Regions from separate parts of the Mus musculus genome. Here region 2 is linked to region 1. A link is a loop called in an ENCODE intact Hi-C map of the cell type or tissue named here. Cell type or tissue: left cerebral cortex. All regions are shown on one strand. Each heading gives the region's core, and the rest is flanking DNA. Links, peaks and the distances in the headings are about the cores only. Region 1 overlaps Cdh13 (cadherin 13). Region 2 overlaps Cdh13 (cadherin 13).

Evidence for each region. Peaks named below come from ENCODE experiments on the same cell type or tissue, not always from the same donor. Only the 100,000 strongest peaks of a DNase experiment are listed, where the experiment ranks them.
Region 2: it touches region 1 in a loop (2.5-fold over the local background); 3 of 42 quality-filtered maps call a loop at or near these places.

Annotation. Positions count from the first base shown.
Region 1 is chr8:118,870,417-118,878,759 of GRCm38, reverse strand. All of the region lies in intron 5 of Cdh13 (cadherin 13), which reads right to left. Among named protein-coding and RNA genes, the nearest start is that of Gm31893, 180 kb to the left of the region's middle. In left cerebral cortex, for the core only: no CTCF peak of the experiment used is centred there; a DNase peak (open chromatin) is centred at 4,749.
Region 2 is chr8:119,060,724-119,069,066 of GRCm38, reverse strand. The region is part of intron 6 of Cdh13 (cadherin 13); the gene reads right to left. Among named protein-coding and RNA genes, the nearest start is that of Gm31893, 7.4 kb to the right of the region's middle. In left cerebral cortex, for the core only: a CTCF peak has its summit at 4,326 (motif pointing right); DNase peaks (open chromatin) are centred at 4,347, 7,308 and 8,077.

The DNA.
Region 1 (8,343 bases), core at 109-8,108:
CTTGGTTCAGCCTGTGTCTCCACTGTCCTCAGCACCAGATGACAGGATTCACTGTAGGAACAGGTGTATTCCCAAAGTGTTTCCATAAGCACGAGGCTATAAAGGTTTTAAGATGATCGTCCTTGCTTAATAAAATCTTATTTTCCCCATTTGCATTCATTAGGGAGTTATGGCTATGATTATATTAACCATAATATCCTAATAAATTCTTGCCTAAAGATGCACCAAATACATCAGGACAAATTAAAACTTTCTCTTCAAATTTTAAAAATGCCACTCAAACCCTGAGATAAATGTACTGGGGGATGGGGAGGCTCCTCCAACTGGTTGGCAAAGTAGCTTAAAGACATTAAAGCTGGGATAATGTTGGAGCTTAAAACTCCAGGGCTCCTGAGGGACTGGAGGACTCGGGATACATTTATAGGGATTAGAAAAACTACCCTACACCCGCCCTGGGAACTACAAAGGAAAACCATTAAAACTGACCTCAGAAGAGGAGAGGATGTCTTTTGTCTCCATGTGGACTTGACCTTGTTGCCCTAGCTGGGTGACTTTGAGGGTAGCTTGATTCTGCCAGAATAAACAGGCTTTACACATTTCTGGACAGTGATGCCCAGGCTGTGGTTCTTGAGGGTGGAGGCAGGGTCCAGGATGATAGTTTGAGTATGAAATGTCTCCATAGGCCCACATGTGAATGCTGGGTTCCCAGCTAGAGGTGCCGTTTGAGGAGGCTGTGTGGAACCATTAGGAGGTAGGGGTTCTAGCCAGAGGAAGGACACTTATTGAGGGTAGGCATGTCACAGCTTCCCACCCAAGCTTACGGTCTCTTTTTCTAACCCACACATGTCTCTTCTGACTCGTGGACATGTGGAAATTTGTACCACAAGCTCTTGCCAGCTGTGATGGAGCTCAGCTGTAGGTGCCATGCCTTCTCTGTTAATGATGGACTGCATCCCTTAAAACTGTGAGCCAAAATAAAGCCCTCCTTCCTTAAGTTGAGGGTGTCTATTTCAGGTGTTTTGGTAATAGAAACTCTATCTAAAGTGTCTTACTTCCCCCAACTAGGTCCTGGAGGTCTGTCTAGTCTACTGGATCCCAGGCTGTCACCACAGATGGCTACCCCAGAAGAGGCAGGTAACGTCTCTCTTTCTAGTTTGTCCTTCCTTCCCCTTCTCCACATTGAGATCAGGATTCAGGCATCCACTTCCTCAGGCTAGACCAACCTGAGGAAGGTCAGCTGAGACAAAGCCCATATGATGTGGTGGGGTGTTGAGGTAAATCTCCAACCCCAATAAGCCTGTGCAAAGAACACACAATTCAGTTATAATGTTTATAGGCTGCACACTTAGATTGGGCAGATCGACCACTACACTGCTTTATTCCCCAGCTATGGGGTCCCTTGCCACTTGCTGGTCCTCCAGGCCATGTGGTTCTGCTCTATCTTCCTTCTACCTCCTCTTCCTCCGTCTTCCACTCTCTTCTCCTCTCTCTCCTCCTTCTTCTCTCCCTCTCTTCCAGCCCCACCTTTCCTTCCCACTGCCCAATCTTGGGCTCTAGCCTTTATTTGACCAGTTAAAATGGTGAGAAGGCTCACATAGAATCACCTGAGTACGTGATCCACTCCTCATTGGGGCAGCCCCTCTTGAGGAAGCAGAATTAGCATCAAAATACAAACAGCACCATGGCAACCCACAACAGTGGAGAACATCAGCTTTGGAGATGGATCTTCTAGAACCAACTCTGGCACCACCATTTGCCAGCTGGGTGACTGGGCAAACCTTTTGATCCCTAGGGTCCTCAGTTTCATCCCCTGCAAAGTGGGGGTAATGCTAGACTCCCGAGTTCTTCATGTGAATTAAATGAGGTGACTCATAAGGATTACACAACATGGTGCCTGGTGCCTAATAAAACACTCAAATGAATAGCGCTATTATTTTTTCATTAAGCTTTCTATTTTGAGATAATTGTAGAGTCATGTGTGGTTATAAAAAAAAAAGTCACAGAGACATCTTATACACTCTTAATGCAGTCATTCCCAATGGCAACATCCTGACAAACCATAGCACAGTATTACAACTAGGATCCAATCAAGACTGAGTGGTTCGGCCATCCCAGCACCCTGTGATGCTGTAATATCTTTATCTCTTCCAAGATCGCTAGAGGCTGAATATCTAGAGGGGTGATTGGCCACAGGGCAAGGACTATGAGAAGAACACTTACAATACTACACCGAGGGAACCCACACTTTAGAACTCTCTCTCTGTGCTCCCTAGGGATCATGTGTATTTCCATATGCTCCAATGCACCTGCTGCAGGACTCCCTTTGAAATCCAGATTCTCGAGCATTGCTTGATGCTGCTGCTGCTGCCACCGATGGCTCCACAAAGAACTTAAGTCTGGTTCATGTCACCCAAAGACAGAACACAGCTCAGACTGTTATCCTATAAAGAGATCTGTGAGTGCTGATGGAATCAGAGAACGTTTCACCTGCTTGGGGTCCTCTAGTGACTGCTTTGTGCACTCACCTCATCAGGGTCTGACCTTCCTACCAACATTTTTTTGTTGTTAGTTAATCCCATCTCCCTTGCTGGACACACTCCACTGGTACCAGCTTTCTATTTACATTTTTAAACATTGATTTAATTTTTATTTATGTGTATGTGTGTGCCCATGTGAGTTTATGTGTGCCACACATGTGGAGGTACAAGTGGAGGCCATTAGAGGGCACTAGGTTGGATTTCCTGATGCTAGAGCTATGGTATGAGCCACCCACTGTGGGTGCAGAAAGTGCTCTTAACTGCTTGACCATTCCTCTAGTCCCCTGTTTTACAATTTTTGATCATTCTGGGATTGCTGGGGTCTCCAGATGTCCCTCCGTTGTATATGACTCCCCAAGGACCTCAGCACTACTGGCTGCTGATATATTCTAGGGTTTTCCACGCACCAGCTGTTGAAGTTGAACATCTGCCCTCTGGTTTCTCATAGAGTTGCCTTTGGCTTTCTTTCTGGCACCAATCCTCCCACTGCATAATCCTGATTTTATTTAACACTATTTTCATTCTCTATCTTCTCCGGGTAAAATACAACTAGAAAAGAGGAAACCTCACCTAGCTCTGTCCTTCCATTCTTCACATCCAGGGAAGCATCTGGCATGCATCAGATGGTGTCTGATGTTGGAAAAACAAACTCAATTGGAAGAAAAGTAACAAGAAGAGAAAGTGAATTTTTTTCAGTACTTATCAGATCAAACAAAATTTTTAGATGGCAGTGTGGTTGACATTTCTTCAACTCTCTGAGAAATCAAACCTGGATTAAAAATCATTTCATCTAAAACATGTGTGAATGGACAGTTCCCATCACTGTGACATCTAGGGGTGTGGTCGTGTGACAAAAAGATTGACTTTGCATGGACTTTAGTTAAGTTGATTTGGCTTGGGATCCAATGTCTCTTACCGCAAAGACAGCTAACCAACTAAGGCTGGTGACTGGTAGGGCAGTCTGGGGGCAATGAATAGCTAGGTGTCTGTAGAGGGAAGGTAGATCCTAGATGGTAGGCAGTTAGCAGGTGGGGGATGGTCTCATTCACATAGGAAAGTGGACCTGTCTCATGGACTTTCTCCTGGAGTCTTTGGTACCTGCTCCAAAGATCCCAAACACAACTGTCTCAAGAAGGAAAATGGTATAGAGCCAAAACCATCACCATTTCCTTTAACATTCTCTTGGGAGAGTCAGGTATCAGTTAGAGATGGATAGATGCCTGCCTGGGAAAGATATCTCATCATAGATCTATCTCAGACACGTGGCCCAGAATCCCTGCTTTGCCTTGGGCTGGTTTGATTGACCCCTGAGACTCCACATGCTTAACGTGCCAATCAGATACATTGGTGGCACCTGTATCATACGGATGCCCTCAAGCATAGCATGGTGTGGTTTGAATGAGAAATGTCCCCCTCCCAGACTTCTGTATTTGAACACTTGGTTCCCAATTGGTGACACTATAGGGGGAGTTATGGAACCTTTAGGGGGTGAAGCCTTGCTTGAAGAAGTATGCCCCTGGGAGTGAGTTTTCAGGGTATATAACTTCCTACCATTTCATCTTCTGTCTCTCTGCTTTTTATGTGTGATTGAATGACGATGTGATCAGCCAGCTTTCTGGTCCTGCTGCCGTGCTTTTCCCATCATAAAGGGTGTCATCCCTCTGGGGCTATGAGTCAAAATAACCCACTTTCCCATCTAAGTGGCACCTCACAGAGGTACAAAAGTGAATAATGCACAAGGAAGTGACGTCAATGCTAACCACCCTGTGTGCTATAAGTGTGTGTATGTCAGGAGGGGCACTGTAACTGTGTGTGTGTGTGTGTGTGTGTGTGTGTGTGTGTGTGTGTGTGCATATGGGGGACTATAAGTGTGTGTGTGTATATGGGGGGACTGTAAGTGTGTGAGTGTGAGTGTCTGTGTGTGTGTGTGTGTGTGTGTGTATGGGGGGGACTATACGTATGTGTGAGTATGGGAGACTCTAAGTGTGTGTGTGTATGGGGGAACTGTGTTTGTATGTATGGGGGGACTGTAAGTTTGTGTGTATATGGAGGACTGTAAGTGTGTGTGCATGTGCGTGTGTGTTGTGGGTGGACAATGGCGTACTCTGAAATGCTCTAAAATTTCAGCAACTAGCAACTAGCAACTAGCTCTAAAATGGAAAACAGCCTCACTTCAGTGTTCTTCGAGGCCAGTGGTGTAAGGAATACTGGCACAGTTACAAGAACAAGCCCGGTGGGAAAGGAAACAGTGGATAAGTACTGGCAGGAGCTGCCACTAACACACAGCGTCGGGCACGCTCTTCCCTTCTAAGTCTGGGCATGAACACCAGAAGCAGGATGATGAGCTGGTAAGTGAGGCAGGACCAGGGGAGACAGCTATAAGGACTGGGGCAGAAAGGGAAGGACTGTTAAAAAGGGAAGCAGAGTGGGGGTCCCATCAGGACCCTTGCTGAAGTCAATGGGGAGGTGCTCGTGCCAGCAAAGATGGACACAGGGACAGAGAGAAGCAGAGTGAAGTGTCACGTGTTCAGGGCAATCAGAGTAACAGCATTAAGAAAGTAGCACTGCTGATGGGCACACAGTAGGACCATCTCAGAGCTCAGACAGGCGTGAACCAGAGATTGCTTCTAAACGATAACACAAGGGGCTGGGAGACAGCTAAGTTGCTACAGCCTTGCTACACAAGTGTGAGGCCCTAAGTTTGGATCTTTAGTGTCCATGTAAAAGTCAATTAGGGGCATGTATGTATAAAGCCAGCGCTCCGGAGGTGGAGGCATCTTTATTCTCTGTCCGGCTAACCTTAGCTGAATTGATGAGCTTCAGGGTCAGTGAGAGACTCTTTCTCAAACAATAAGATGAAGAGAGCTTCAAGAGGACACCCAATGCTGATGTGTAGTCTGTGTCGTCTGCACGTATGTACGCACACCCACACAAACATATACACACACACACACACTCATACACATATACAAACTCACACACATTCACACATATTCACACACACACACTCACACACACTCATACACACATATACACACCCACACACATATACTCACACACATATACACTCACAAATACATATACATACACTCACACATACAGTCACACACACATACTCAAACTCATATACACATTCACACTCACATACTCTCACACATACACACATACACTCACACACTCTCTCACACAGACATACACACACGCTCACACGCATACACTCACACATTCTTACTCTCACACACATACACTCACACATTCTTACTCTCACCACATTCACTCATACACACATTCACACACATACTCACAACATACAAACTCTCTCACACACATACACACTCACACTGTCACATACACATGTACACACTCACACACATACACTCACACACTCTCTTATACACACATACACACACATACACTCACACACTTTATACACACATACACACACACTCACACACTCTCACACACACATACACTCTCACACTCTCATACACATACACTCACACACACATGCACTCACACACATACACACACTCTCTCTCTCTCTCTCTCTCTCTCTCTCTCTCTCTCTCTCACACACACACACACACATACAGGAAGAAACTATTGGAGCTTCAGGCACCTTGAAGAACTGCTGAAGTCGAGGATGATCCACGCCAAGGCAGGATTAAGGGGCTGACGTCCCAGGCAGTACAGAAATCAGCAAGGCAGAACACCAGAAGAAGGCTGCTGGTGAGGATAAGATTCAGGAGTTTGCAAATGCAGATGGAGGAACAGCCAAGGAATACAATCCAAAACACTCCACTCCCTCCCTGGTCCGGCAAGATAGAGATCCAGGAACAAAACTGATCGCAAGTCTAAAGCTTTCACTTAAGAGTTTGCCACAGGTGAACTTTTAAGCCCCATTAAGCTGGGACTGTGCAAACTGGCTTCCAGTTTTATGAGTGATCCCAAAACTGGTGTGGCCCGGGAAGGAAGAATTGTTAGTCCACCAACCACATCATTAAGGGCAGCCTGCTGTAGTAGAATCTTGACTGTACCGATAAGTGACAATTAATTGCAGTTGGAACAAAGAACTTCCTGGTGACTCGAGAAATGAGAATCAGATTAGGTTATCAGTATGCGGAATACATATTACTCACACGCCTAGACTTCATTTCAGAGCTTGGGATCTAGGCCCGTTTGGTGCCCCAGCATGGGGAACCAATTCAAATTTACATTTCAAATGAAAAATCTCATTATTTAGTTAGCAGATGACCTTGTGATTACGGATCTGTAAGGTCCACATCTAATGACTGTAAGACCGGACGGATTCCATGGGCTTTATATTACAGAGGCGACTGAGCTTAGACTCAGCTTAGATTTCTCAGTGCTTCTTGGTAAAGTCTGGGGTAGGGTTTCCATTTGTAATTTTGTTAGTGCTGATTTAGGAAAGAGAAAAAAAAAAAAAGATAATTCAGGAAGCTAGGGAAACAGCCTAGTAAAGTGATTCTCGACCTGTGGGCTAGGAGCCCTTTGGGGATTATATATCTGATACGCTGCATATCAGATATTTATATTATGATTCATAACACTTGCAAAATTACAGTTATGAGGTAGCAATGAAATAATTTTATGGTTGGGGGTCACCACAACACGAGGCACTGAGGTAAAGGGTTGCAGCGATAGGAAGGCTGAGAACCACTGGCTTAGTGGGTAAGGACGTTCACTGTGCATGCAGAGCTGAGGTTAAACACCCAACTACCACATTAAAAAAAAAAAAAAAACAGGGCAAGGGTATGAGTGGCTGTAACCCTAGCTGTGGCAGGCAAAGACAGACAGATCACAGGAACTTCCTGGCCAGCCAGTCTAGCTCAAACAGCAAGCTTCAGGTTCAGCAAGAGACTCTGCCTCTCAGAGTGGTAAGGTAAGGAATAATAGAGGAATAATAATAATCCAGCATCCCCCTCAGGCCTTTGTGTGCATACACACAGGTGTGTACAACTGTATACACATCCATCACATGCCACATGCCAACACGCACCAACACATACACCTGCCACATACCACACACCAACACACACAACCACCCCATGTCACGCACCACATGCCACACACCCATACATACACCCACTACATGCCACACATCAAAAGATAATTTATAACATTTAGAAGTGTTCCTTCCACTTAGAATTCCTCTGCTGTTTTATCTTAAACTGAACAACATCCCGGAACACTCTCGACCACAGACCACTGGCTGTTACATTTCAGTGATGCAGAGTAAAAATGGTACTTGGCTGGCCTGAGGCTTCTGTTTCCACACAGGGCTGCTTGCCAGGCTGGTCCTGGCTGGTTCGTGTGAGGTTGGGTTTGGGATGGGTTCCTACCAATCTCTGATCCGAGTGACTTGCTGTGCTTGACGTGGGCAAACAAATGTAACTTATTCTTTCCTACATGGACTTGGGAGCTTATAAATGCCTCGTGGTACCGTTAGGTCCGGTCCCCAGTGAGAATCCTAGTGACCTTTCATAGGACACATCACTTCACATGTGTTGTTATACTTGTTGCTTGGGGGCAGCCACTGTGACCTGTGTGACCCTGGGGGAGGTACAGGGAGGGCTTTGGAAGTGACTCTGTGGTTCCCCGGGACATCGCCATGCACCTTTCTCTGGTATTGATTCTACATGGCATTCATTCACTAGGATAATTCACAGACACTGCTGACATGATGCTCAGAGCATGATGCTCTGTGACACACTCCTGAGTGCTCGCCAGGGACTGTATACACGGCCGCACCTGCCCGAACCGCTCTTTAGGTGTGGGTTTAATG
Region 2 (8,343 bases), core at 178-8,177, 190 kb before region 1:
ATTATGTTCAGTGTGAGAGAATAGTAATTCTCTTTCCTGAAGCCAGCTTTGGGCATTCCCCACTGAGGAAGGCTTTAGTGTGTATCTCAGGGAAATAAGTCAATTGCCCCACTCAAAATCTATAGCTCCTTATCACCCCACCCCATATTTAGTTTCAGTGTGTGTGTGAGTGTGTATATGTGTATCTCCTCCACATGTGTGCATGCACACAGAAGCCAGAAGAGGGTGTCAGGTATCAGCTGTCTCCCTCTCTCACTCTCTACCTGCTTATTCAGGGAGGGTTCTCCCCAAACCTGGGGCTCATTCTCAACTGGTCTTGAGGCCAGTGAACCCCATTGACACCCCCCTGTCTTCCAACTCAGAGTGAGGCTTGCAGGTGTTAGCTGGGATGACCTGCTTGTAACACAGATGCTGGGGTCCAGGACCATGTCTGCAGCACAAGTGTACTTAACCACTGAGCCATCTTGCCAGGCTCTGTATCTTTAGATGTTTGTTTTTAACATTGGCCACAGCTTTAAAAACAGTAGAAAATGAATATCACCCCACATAAAGCCACGTGTGACAACCAAATGTAAAACTAACCAAATGAATGGTCACTCAGCACAGCCCAGCCCAGGCCCAGGCCCAGGCCCTGGGCCCAGGCCCTGGGCCCAGGGCAGCCCAGCCCAGCCCAGCCCAGCCCAGCCCAGCCCAGCCCAGCGCAGCCTGCTTCCCTGTACAAGGTGAAGACATGGTGTAGTTTTCCCACCTGCGTACATGGTTGCAATTTGTTTTTATTTTCAGTTTCACTCAGAGTTTGGCATGACGTAGATAATAATAAATGCTTGGTTAAAAAATGAGCAAATAAATGAAGGTATGAATAATCTAATGTGGGAGTGAGATTTTACAGAACAACAGCCAGCTAAATCGTATGTACAATGAAACCGTGCGCACAGCTGTCTCTGATTTATTGATATTCTATTAACTGACAAAGCTGGAGTAGAAACATCCATTCCAAGAGAGTATTTCAAATAATTTCTCCTTTTCCAGTCTTAAAAATAATCATATTCTCAGGACATGGAGTAGGACTGTGTCTCCTGCCTAATGATGGGCACAGGCATGTGGCATTAGAACTCACTGGTCTGGAAGATAGGCTGCTGTTTGTCACAAATAGGAAATCAGGAAGATCAGCCCTGCCATTCTTGGGTCTTGAGAGATGAGCCAAGATTGAACAGAGAACCAAATCCCTGAGCTGCATCCAACACACACACACACACACACACACACACACACACACACACACACTCACACACACTCTCACACACACACACACACAAACACTCACACACACACACACACACACACACACACACACACACACACACCAGATGCATAGAGATGGTCTAGGCTAGGCTAGAAGAACCCTGAATAGTTTATTTACTGTGTGAATATGGTGGGCCGGTGCTGTTCATTGTAGTGGGAGGAGCTTTACCACACACAAGATCTGTGAATCCTTTGACCCTTGAACTCCTCAGACTTGAGAACACTGAAAAAGGGTTCTGTCATTTCTCCCAAAAGTTTCAAGGTGAAAGAGAGATTATGGAGAGAAAAATACCGCCTGGAAATGAGTATCTTTTAGGGTCCTCTTCAATGTCCCTTTCTGGTGTTTTGAAACCTCCTCTGTAGAGGTCATGGCTTCCTTACTGGGTTTATTCCTAGGTGTGATGGTTTGAATAGGCTTGACCCAGGGAGTGTCACTATAAGGAGGTGTGGCCTTGTTTGAGAATATTTGCCACTGAGTAGGTGGGCTTTGAGACCCTCCTCCCAGCCATATGGGAGACAGCCTGCTCGGGGCTTCCTTCAGATGAGGATGTAGAACTCCCAGCTCTTCCTGCACCATGCCTGCCTGGATGCTGACATGCTCCTACCATGATGATAATGGACTGAATCTCTGAACCGGTAAGCCAGCCCCAGTTAAATTTTGTCCTTATAAGAGTTGCCTTGGTCATGGTGTCTGTTCACAGCAATGGAAACCTAACTAAGATGCTAGGTGTTGTAATTTCTTTGAAGCTATCATAAATGTTATTGTTTTCCTGGTTTCCTGCTTGGCATGTGTACTGTTGGTTTATGGGAAAGGCAATGGGAATTTTTGTAGACGGGTTTTGTATCTTGTTACTTTGCTTCAAGTGTGTGTTGGTGTTAAGGGCGGATTCTTGGGGCTCTCTTAAGTGTGCGACATGGGATACCTTGGCCTCTTCCTTTCCTATTTGTATACCATTTACTTTATTCCCCATGTCAGGGTTCTAGCTAAGATGTCAGCGACTACGTGGAGTGAGATGGAGATGGGGGACACTTATCCATGTTCCTGATATCAGAGCAAATGCTTTGAGTTTTCCCCCATTTAGTGTAGTACTTAACCTCTATTACATTGACTTACTGTGTGTGTGTGTGTGTTCCTGTGAGAGCACACACAAATGCCTAAGCATGTGTGTGCTATTGTGCATGGAGGCCGGAGGTGAAGGTCGGATGTCTCCCTCGATTGCCCTCCATTGGCTGAGTCACCTCACCAGGTTCTGAGGCATGTGTCTATTTCTAACCATATTAAGCAAAAGAACACAGACTCAGAAAGACACATAGCATGCATGGGTCATCTATCTCATGTAAATGAGATGAAGGTCACACTTAAGCTCACTGTCTCTCTGGAGACATATCAGCGGGATGGGTTCTTGGGTGAACCCTGCATACAAGGAGGATGATGTAAGAACCAGATACTGAGCCCCTGAACTCATAAAGGCTTGGAAAGAAACTCTAGTAGATGAGAAACACGGACTAGATGATACGCGTGTGGCGAATACAGGAGAGAACTTCTCTTTGATATACAGTGAGCTATTGACAGACCAAGCATATTACCTGGAAGTCAACAGCACCCCCACTTCCAGTCAGAGCTGAGCAACAGCCTCAGACGGCGGCAAAATGTGTTCCGGGCCCTGCCAGCCACATGTTCTTGCCCAGTGGGCGTGGCTTCTGTGGCACTGGACTTCTTGGTAAATGTCACTGGATTTGTACTGTTCCCTTTACGCCACCATTTACGTTGAGTGCATAAGTGTGTGTTTGTATTTGTGGTGGACAGATATATGGGAGCCAGGAGTTGGCAATGGCTTCCTTAGCCACTTCCACCCTTCTTTAACTTCTTTGTGAATGACAAGATCTGTCACTGAGCCTGGAACCCACCAACTAGGTTATGCCCTAGGAAGCCCCACGTTCCCACCTTCCCAGAGTGGGGCTCACAGGCACACAGCACCACTCCTAGCTCTTGTGTGAGTGCTGGAGACAACTCGGGTCATCACGCTTGTGCTGCAAGCATTTCGCTGATCGGTCTCTCTGTGCTTTTATGGACCAGCTCTTGCCTCATGGAAGCATTTAGGATTTTTGTCCCCAAGGATTGGACAAACATTTTAGTTGGAAAGGCTTATTATAGAACATTCTAGAGTATTGTAAGAGCAAACCACATTATAGATGATCGTTTTTATTTGAGGCATGTAAGTAGTGATACCTGCTCACAGGGATGCCACTGGCCAGTCTCTGTTCCTGTGGTCAAGTCTGACAAACAGACCCCAGTCCCCTCTAGCACAGGGCTGCGGGGCTGTGGAGGTTCATAACCAGGAGTGTTTTGTGTCTTTTCTCTACCCCACCTGCCATGCATCATTCTCCACACGAGGAATCCTGTCTTCGCATGTTCTTGCCAAGGCCACCAATAACCTTAAGTGATTCTGTCCTGTGTCCTTCCCTCAGAGGCTCCCTGGAGCCTCCCCTGCCTCAGAAAGATGGAGCCAGTAGTCCAGGCCAGCTTCCTCAGGAACATGAAGCCAGCATCCAAGGCCAGGTTCCTCAGGAACACAGAACCAGCATCCAAAGCCAGCTTCCTCAGAAACACAGAGCTGGTATCCCAGGGCAGCTTACGGAGGAAGATATCTTTTCCACTCATTCCTGCCTTCTTGCCTCCAAAAATCCTAGTTATTCTAAAAAAGTAGCAATAACCACGAGGGGCTTATCAACAGTAACAGCGGCCACTGTGCCCAGGCTCACAGGGAGCTAGCCACTCTTTCCAAGCTAAGCACAGAAGACTTGGCACGCATGACCCCTTCAGCACTTCCCCAGATCAACCATCTCCAGTGGCCTTGCCTTGTGCATTATTAGGCTTTCCCGTGGTTCACAGCACACATTAACTCACCGGCGCCATTATCAAGCATATTGTGGCATAAACACTGTTAGATGTTTTGAGGGGGTCGTAGAACAGATTCCTTTCCCGGCTTTCTAAACCCCGTCAATGCAGGTATATGGCCACCAGGTGGCAGTAAAGCACCACTACGGAGATTGTTTTGCCTATCTAAAGGTGGCCACCAAGATCCTCTCCTTTTATTATACACAAAGACACACTTTTGTTAAATGCTTAAGCAGCCTAGTTTAACTCCAGGTAGGGCACGTGACCTAATGACATCATCACCGTATTTCTGATTCAGTTACTCTTCGGGATATGAGACAACTAGAGTCCACGGAGTTTGGCTAGATAGTGGAAGGTCTTCTATCATTGACTCCCACTCCTGAGGGGAGGAGGAGGAGAACGGGGGGGGGGGGGGTGGAAGAGGAAGTGGGAAGGGAGGGGGGAGGAGGAGGACAAAGAGGACAGAGGCACAAAGCAGCTCCGGAGTTAGATGGTTCCTCTCTCCACACTTCCAGGGCTTGGCTTCCCATCTTCTAGATCTAGTGACCTGCCTGTGTCCACTTTCTGCCCCACCCCCACTCCCTACCCTGCCCAAGGCCAGGGATGCCTGAAGACAGTTTACAAAGCTGGAGGCTATGAAGGCTAGTGGTGGAAACTTGCTTCCTTAAAAGCAACTGAAAGTCACACCTCCCTGGTAGATGTTTTGTTCCATGGAAGTTTTTGAGCACAAAGCTTGAAGCACAAAACTTCAAGAAGGAGAGAGGTGCTCTTTTGGGGGCTGTTACCACTGCATACCCAGGGACTGGTGGCTCTAAGCTTGGTGTCTGGCTGTTCTGCAGACCCAAGTCCCTTCCACTCTACTGCCCACCTTTCCAGCTAACACTTCAGGGAAGACAGGCTCTCAAGTCAACACTAAATATTCCTTCCTTCATGAAAACTTGTAGCTGCTTCTTAGGACCTTTAGCTAGGAGATCTAGAAAGCCAACTGTGTTTCTTAGCTAAGTGATGGAGAGCCTGTTCTGAATTCTCATGATAAAAGGAAGGGCTGGGGGAAACATGATTATCTTTATCATCAACAAAAACACACTGTATGTCTGTAGTGTGTGTGTGTCTGTAGTGTGTGTGTGGTGTGGGGAGAGAGAGAGAGGGAGAGAGAGAGAGAGAGAGAGAGAGAGAGAGAGAGAGAGAGAGAGAGAGAGAGAGAGAGAGAGCGCAAGCACTGGGGGTACGGCTCAATGGGCAGGAACATTTGCTGTCAAGCATGAGGCTCCAAGTAGGGATCCCAGCAAACACTAAAAATGCTAGGTTTGGCTGCATGTGCATCAGGAACACAATGTTCCAGGTGTGTGCAGCAGAGGCAGGGGGATCACTAGGGCTTACTGGGTACAACACAGCTCCAGGATGAGTAAGAGACTCCAACTCAAGGGATATGTTAGCAGAGAGTGCTAACATAGCATACCCAAAGTCTTCCTCTGGCCTGCCCAGACACATGCACGGCACACACTTGTGAGCATACACCCCATTTACATATTCACATAGATACCTCCACCATGCTCACATATGCATGTACATAAAAAATAAATACATTAGGAAGAAGGAGGAAGAGGAGGAGGAGGAGGAGGGGAAGAGGAAGAGGAAGAGGAAGAGGAGGAGGAGGAAGAGGAAGAGGAGGAGGAGGAGGAGGAGGAAGAAGAAGAAGAAGAAGAAGAAGAAGAAGAAGAAGAAGAAGAAGAAGAAGAAGAAGAAGAAGAAGAAGAAGATCATTTGTGGGGAGATGTGAACATCACCCCTTCCCTACTGTCAGAGCAGCAAGGGAATTGAGTCCCTGAGTAGGAGATGGAGACCAAGGAGGGAGACTGGACAGGTGAGATTTTAAGGTGTGGTGTTTGTGCATATGTGTGTGTGTGTCTGTGTGTGTGGATGTATCTGTGTGTGTATGTGTGTATGAGTGTGGATGTGTCTGTGTGTACATGTGTGTATGGGGGGGTATATACATGTGTGTGTCTGTCTGTGTGTATGTGTTTTATGTGTCTGTGTGTCTGTGTGTATGTGTGTGTATATGTCTGTGTGTCATGTGTGTGGGATGTGTGTATATGTGTGTATGTGTCTGTGTATATGTGTGTGTGTATATATGTGTGTGTGTGTCTCTGTGTGTATGTGTATTTGTCTGTGTGTTGTGTGTATATTTAAGGGTGTGTATGTGTCTCTCTGTGTGTATGTGTGTATATCTGTATGTATGTGTGTGAGTATGTGTCTGAGTGTTGTGTGTGTAGTATGTGTGTGTACATGTGTGTATGTGTGTGTATGTGTATATGTGTCTGTGTATGTATGTTTGTCTGTGTATGTGTGCTGTGTGTGTCTGTATATGTTTGTCTGTTTATGTGTGCTGTATGTCTGTGTATATATGTGTGCGTTTATGTGTATGTATGTATGTATGTATGTGTATATGTGCATGTGTGTCTGTGTGTATATGTGTGTCATGTGTAGTGTGTATGTGTATGCTGTGTCTGTGTGTCTGTGTGTGTAACATGTGTGGTGTGTATATGTGTGTGTGTTGGAGAGGTGATGGAAGATGAAAGCAGGAGATAATATTTTGGGGGCAGAATGGGACCAGCAAAAGAGGGTATGGGTGTAGGCAGGGACAGTGGGGAGAGGAACAGGAACTTTAATATAAAGACCGACAGGCATAAGCATGCCATCATGAAGCCATTAGTTTGTATACTAACTAAAAATTACTAACAGAATAAGAAATAAAAAATGCCTCGGACCTTAAAACAAACAAAAGAAAAAGAATCCCTGGGGTGGGGGCAGCAAAGCCTTAACGTAGCTTCATCTATCCCTTCAATCCCAGGCTGCCGCTGTCAGCCTTGCAGAAGTAGAAACTACCTGCTTTTAGTAGACCGTGGCACGGGACATCGAGGTGCATTGTGGGAGGCATTGTCTACTCTGCGGCAGAGAAGCCTCACTGATTTGGAAACTTGGATCTGTTCCCGTGCACCGTGTCTTCGATCTCTGTCTCCTGGGACTTGGGCTTCTAATGAATTCAGACAGTAAAAAGCTGGAATCCTATACCTTCAGGCAAAAAAATCGCCTTGAGCACAGCCTCAACTTAGAACAGGCTGTCATGAATGAAACCGAAATTAGTTTGGTGGGCAGAGATTTAAACAGCTTCTACTGCTCTGCCCAAGGGACGATGTATCACTCTGGCGGAAGTACTGCCCACTGCTTATTATTATACAAAACGGACAGACGGGAGTGCAGACTGAATTGAGAAGTATGAAAATCCCTGGAGTCTTTCAGAAGAGAGTGAGCAGTGCTATGGGAGGTCATGGGGCTCCAGGCTCACTGCTTCAAGGTAGATCTGCTGTGGGAATTCCCTGCTGGGTGTCTTTAGGCTCACTGCTCAGCCACCGGCTCAGGATTTCACATTGTGTTCTAGGGGATGCCATGGGTACTGTCCTAGGCAAGTTCCTTCCTGTCTTGGAGTCTCCGCTCTATCATCTTTAAAATGAGAAGACTCACTTGACAATGGGGTGGTACCGAAGCAGTGATGGTTCGGATTAGGCATGGAGCACATTGACTTGGTATTGAGCAAAGGGTCAAATGATGCCTCTATCTCCACCATCTCCACCGCCATCCTTATTACATCTTCATCCTCCTCCTCATCCCCACGGTTACCACTATCATCACCATGATCCTCATTATACCATCATCATCTCCACCACCACCAGCATCACTTTCAGCAGCAGTGCATCATCAATAGCATCACCATCACCATCCTCATCACCATCATTAACGGCAGCCTCGGCATTATGGTCCCCACATGAAGACGAGCATCCTCACCGTTGCCGTCATAGTGACTGGCAGCAGGCTCATTATCACCATCCTGACTCTAACCATCACCACAGTTACCATGGCTACATCATCATCTCATCCTCCATCTCCATCATCAACACAGTCCCAGTCTCTGTGGGCAGGGCTATGGCTTCCTCCAGAAAGCGCAACGTGATTTTACCTTATATTCTTGGTTGTTTTCAGTCCTTTCGGAGATTGAAGATGCTTTAGAAACTAGAAATGATTCCCTGTGTACTAGGAGTTTTGATTTTTGATCTGTTCAGGTAAAAAGTACATAAATCTATCCC